Linked DNA regions of Mus musculus: region 1 is linked to region 2. Evidence: chromatin contacts called from ENCODE POLR2A ChIA-PET data. All regions are on one chromosome and are shown on one strand. The core of a region is the stretch at or near the end of the contact, and the rest is flanking DNA. Distances in the headings are between cores, read along the strand shown.

What was found. ChIA-PET counts read pairs that join two places held with the same protein, here RNA polymerase II (POLR2A).
Region 1: POLR2A ChIA-PET joins it to region 2 with 80 read pairs in Patski. The contact joins the enhancer-like site here to the promoter of Fscn1 in region 2. POLR2A ChIA-PET finds 5 or more read pairs at or near these places in 2 of 5 experiments (Patski and embryonic stem cell).

What each region holds. Positions count from the first base shown.
Region 1 is chr5:143,054,365-143,057,139 of GRCm38, forward strand. The region is part of intron 13 of Rnf216 (ring finger protein 216); the gene reads right to left. Gm43380 (a long non-coding RNA gene) reads left to right here. Exons shown (of 3, transcript XR_003955828.1): 2 at 1-2,166. Among named protein-coding and RNA genes, the nearest start is that of Gm43380, 17 kb to the left of the region's middle. Within about 2 kb of position 1,452, at least 1 of the 3 ENCODE cell types and tissues checked has a DNase peak (open chromatin) inside an H3K27ac peak, as active enhancers do.
Region 2 is chr5:142,958,961-142,961,660 of GRCm38, forward strand. Fscn1 (fascin actin-bundling protein 1) reads left to right here and starts at 1,395. Exons shown (of 5, transcript NM_007984.2): 1 at 1,395-2,320. The coding sequence starts at 1,489.

The sequences.
Region 1 (2,775 bases), core at 202-2,701, 95 kb after region 2:
GAATGAAGGCTGGAAAGTCAGCAGTAAAGAGCACTAGCTGTTCTTGCTGAAGACCCAGGTTGGATTTCCAGTATAGACACAGCAGCTTATAACCACTGGTAATGCCATGCCCTCTTCTAGCTTCCATGGTCGCCGCACATACACAGTGCACAGACATTCATACAGGCAAAATATCCACATACATAAAAATCAATTCTTAAAAAAAATTAAAAAGATCAGAATGATCTGGTGACAAATGTAATCTTTTTGTTAAAAACAAAGGCTGTGTATATACTTTTTCTCTTGACCCTCAGGACTCCCTCTTATGGAGGGATGCACACAACCGATGTCTGTCTAGCCCTCCAAACCAGCTTTATGCATGCCAGCAAACATCCCTCTCATCCCATTTGAGATCCCTATGCAGAGAACTCACCTATGGTGGTGCCTGCTTGTGACCTCAGCACTTAGGAGGTCTTCCTATCATAGCAAACCAAAATGACCTGATAGATACTAGTATGCTGTGCTCACCACCCTACTCCTTGTTCTCTCCCTTAGAGTGTACTCAAGGCAGCCACACGGTGGCCACACCTGACCTTCCAACCACTTAGTAATCACACCTCTAATACTTACAACCTATTTACTTGTTTACTTGCGATCCAGTTACTTTTATGATAAACACAGAAGTGAACAGCCTGACACACTGTATGGTCTGTAAAACCTAAAATATTTACTCTCTTGCTTCTTGTAGGAAGTTGGCTGCCTCCTACCTACCATATGCCATAGAATTAATATACCTAGCTGTTCTCTGTTCATAACTATCCCAGGAGAAAATGCACAGTTCCCTCCTCCCTTCACCCACTTTTTCTTGACAAGGTCATTATGCAGCCAGGTTGGGCTCAAACTCTCCCTGCCTCTAACTCCTCAGTGCTGGGATTTCAGGTGTGTATCACTAACTCTTGAAAATGGAGGGCCTCAAGCCGGGCATGGTGGCTCACGCCTTTAATCCCAGCACTCGGGAGGCAGAGGCAGGCGGATTTCTAAGTTCGAGGCCAACCTGGTCTACAAAGTGAGTTCCAGGACAGCCAGGGCTATACAGAGAAATCCTGTCTCGAAAAACCAAAAAAAAAAAAAAAACAAAACAAAACAAAAAAAAAACCCAAAACCAAAACCAAAACAAAAAAAAAAAACCCAAAACCAAAACCAAAACCAAAAAACAAAAACAACAACAACAAAAAAAAAACCCCAAAAAACAAAAGAGAAAATGGAGGGCCTTAAGAATAAAATTAAACTTGGAAAGAATTAAGGATGAAGAAGCCAAGCTTCAAGAGGGAACTTTAGAGAGAGCAACCACCTCTTCAGAATGTTACTTCTTCTTTGTAGAGGAAGTAAGAAGGGAACTGTGGGTTTTGATAAGAGGAAATTCCCCTCTGCTCTGTGGGAGCTATTCCTTGTGTTTGTGTTTTTCTAAGGTTAGGCAAGACTGCTCGGAGCGTACCGTAACCAAATTAGGAAACAAGCTGGCTGATATCTCTTAAGTGGTCAACACATGGTCAGGATGTGCAGGCATGCAGGCAGTGATGGATGGGGAGGGAGTATCAGTACCAGAAGGAAATAGTATTTGCTTGAGAAATCAAGCTTTAAAATTAGACTTAATCAGAATTAATACTTTTTCTTGCTGTGGGTGAAAAAAAAAAAAAAAAAGGTGGGGGTGTCCCAAAAGGCTAGGTGTGGTAGCAGAGACTTACAATCTCATTACTCAAGTGGAGGAGCAGCACAGAGCACACAAGCTTGAGGCCAGCCTGGGGTATATAGCGAGATGGGGAGGGAGTGGAGACAAGACAGGGAGCAAACAATGCTTCCAAAAGTTTCTAGAAGCAAACCACATGGGACCAATGAAATGTGCCACCCATCCTCTTGTGCATCCCCAGGGCAGCACAGGTCTTGGCATAAGCCAGAAGTTATCTATCAAATTAATCAGCAATTTAACAGCTCAAAAGTGTCAAGAGCTGGCTTATGCAAAGCCTCAGGTTTGGGCTAGTGAGAAAAAGGAATTGAGAAAAGTCTTAAAGAGAAAACAAATGACCAAGCTCTGTGAACCTTCCATTTTCAGGTACCCATCCATCTGCTCCACTTGCCAGAACATCGTGAGCTTCAAGGTAGTCTTACTGCTTTGAGAACAGGGTCTAGGTATGTGATACTTTACTCCACAAAGCTTGCCTCTTCAATGACTCTCTCGTTCAGGAATGACTTGTGATTCATTTCTGAATGGGAGCCAGTTGAATACAGACCCAGCCAGAACTATTTGGGTAATAACGTGCAACTTTGGAGAGCCTTGCTTTCCTCCCAAATTTCTGGATCAGCAAGATTCTTGGCTGACCTTTATTCACTTAAGAATGTGTTCTACTCAGTTCCAGCTTCCGCTATGAAACCAGTCAGAATGGAGATTTAAAAGACAAAGCCAACTGCAGTTCTTTATAAGAAACCCCTGTGCTGGCTGAGGCAGCCTTTTTTTTTTTTTAACACAGTCTTATGAAAGCTACATTTTTTTTAAAGATTTATTTATTATTTACTATATGTAAGTACACTGTAGCTGTCTTTAGACACTCCAGAAAGGGGAGTCAGATCTCGTTACAGATGGTTGTGAGCCACCATGTGGTTGCTGGGATTTGAACTCCGGACCTTCGGAAGAGCAATCGGGTGCTCTTACCTGCTGAGGCATCTCACCAGCCCTTTTTGACACTTTCTTAGCTTACCTTAAGTCTTCTGGCTGGGGAGCATAGAGCAGAAACTTCACAA
Region 2 (2,700 bases), core at 145-2,644:
TCTCAAGTTCTGGAATTACAAGTGTGACTCACTGTACCCAGGAATATGTGTCTTTATTACAGAGGAAGGAGAGCTCAGAGAGTGAGAGTAACCTGTGCAAAGTCCCACAGCAGGAGAGGATGGCTGGCTATCGGCCGCGAACTTGGTGACCTTTCCTGTGACCTCTAAGGGAGGAACTAGATGTCCCAGCAAGGATTCTAGGGACTTGTCAGGACTGACCTTTGATGATGGGAAAGCCATGCCATCTCCCCTTCCCCTTTGATGGTCGCTGGAGGGGTTTGCCTGGGACAGAGATGCGTTTGGACACAGATCACCGTGAAGACTGGTCAGTTTCAGTACCCTGCCCAGCCTGTGGCTGGGAAGGGCCAGGGGCCCAGATCTTGTGGGCAGCCTGGGGTAGGGCCAGCATTCCAGGGGCCTGCCTGGCATGTGGGGAATGTCCCAGGAGAAGTCTCAGTCCTCCAGAAACTCAAAGGGAAGTGTTCTTACGTGGGGTGGTGTGTGGTGGGAGGTGGGAGGTGGTGTTTGTGGGAATGTCCCTCTGGTCTGGAACCCTGAGGGGCTGCAGTTAGGAGGTACATTGGGGCTGTGCCATTCTAGGGAGCTGACCTGCTTTTCTGATGTCTTCATAAACAGAGACCACTATTCCTGCCTTACCTACCCTGCTTCCTGGTAGACCAGCACCCCGGGGCTTGAGCATCACCACAGTAGGGACTTTTGTGGGCCACTGACTTGGGCCACAGTTACCACAATTTATTTAGAGTCAGCAAGGTGGCTGTACTCTATGCTGACCCGGGAATAGAAATCTCGGTTTCTGCTCAGGAGGCCCAGGCTACAAGGCCTTGAAAAACCCTGAGGCGGGCGGGGCAGGTAGGGCTCTGCATGCGCCTCTCTAGAAATTAACCTCCTTTCTACCCCAGACCCTTCTGGCGTCTCTGGCTTCTTCAAGGACCGGCTCTAAGGCTACTTCCTGGTACACCCTGGACCCTCCCTCCATCCTGAAGGGATCATTATCTTAAACCTGGTCCTTCCCATCGACTGGGTTTGGGGGTAGGGGTGTTTCAGGATGGCCTCAGAGAGCAGGAGAAAGTTGGAGATCAGCCAACTACTGCAGAGCACGACTGTGGAGGAACAGTTAAATGGACTAGCAAACACGAACGGGCCAGAGGCAGAAGGACTGCTATGAGTTCGAGTCCAGCCTGAGCCACACAGATACTTCAAGCCTAGTCTGAGTTACAGAGTGAAACCCGGTCTTAAACCCCAGAAAAACACTCCGGGGAAGCGCAGGGGACCGGGCGCGCGCTGCAGAGCCCCCTCCCCGGCAGGCCCGGGTAGGGGCGTGGCCACGGTGACGTCATCCTCCTATAAAACCCTGGGCGCCGCCGGGCTGGCTTTGTGGAGAACTGCAGCGGGCTAAGCCGTGTTGAACAAAGGAGGTCGGGCACAGCTATCCAAGCTCCCGGGGCCACCGGGCCGCCCTCCGCCACCATGACCGCCAACGGCACGGCAGAGGCTGTGCAGATTCAGTTCGGGCTCATCAGCTGCGGCAACAAGTACCTGACAGCCGAGGCGTTCGGGTTCAAGGTGAACGCATCCGCTAGTAGCTTGAAAAAGAAGCAGATCTGGACGCTGGAGCAACCTCCCGATGAGGCGGGCAGCGCGGCCGTGTGTCTGCGCAGCCACCTGGGTCGCTACCTGGCCGCCGACAAGGACGGCAACGTGACCTGCGAGCGCGAGGTGCCCGACGGCGACTGCCGCTTTCTCGTCGTGGCGCACGACGACGGCCGCTGGTCGCTGCAGTCCGAGGCTCACCGGCGCTACTTTGGCGGCACCGAGGACCGCCTGTCCTGCTTCGCGCAGAGCGTGTCGCCGGCCGAGAAGTGGAGCGTGCACATCGCCATGCACCCGCAGGTTAACATCTACAGCGTTACCCGCAAGCGCTACGCGCATCTGAGCGCGCGGCCGGCCGACGAGATCGCGGTAGACCGCGACGTGCCTTGGGGCGTCGACTCGCTCATCACCTTGGCCTTCCAGGACCAACGCTACAGTGTGCAGACGTCCGACCACCGCTTCCTGCGCCACGACGGGCGCCTTGTGGCACGGCCGGAGCCCGCCACGGGCTTCACGCTGGAGTTCCGCTCCGGCAAGGTGGCCTTTCGCGACTGCGAAGGTCGCTACCTGGCTCCGTCCGGGCCCAGCGGCACCCTCAAGGCTGGCAAGGCCACCAAGGTGGGCAAAGATGAGCTCTTCGCCCTGGAACAGAGCTGCGCTCAGGTGGTGCTGCAGGCGGCCAACGAGAGGAACGTGTCCACGCGCCAGGGTGAGTTGGGGACATGTCCCCTCCCTTGGGTCCTGACCCAGTGCACAAAAGCATCTCTGCACTCCTTCTATTTCCCTATTTCCTCCTGGGCTCCCTTTAGGCTCACAGGCCTCTGGGCTCCGCCATGAGGAGGTGGGCTTCTATTTTGAAAGATCTGATCTCACCAGATAGCCTTGGCTATCCTGGAACTCGCTATGTAGACTGGGCTGGCCCCGAACTCGCAGAAATCTTCCTTCCTGTCTCTTGTGCTGGGAATAAAGGCATGTACCACCCCTCTGTTCAGGACGTAGGCTTCTTCTGCTGGGAGAAGGTGACGTGGGGAAGTGGGTAAGGCCTAACACATTCTAAAGCAATACTGTCCACCACCACCCCCCCCCCCC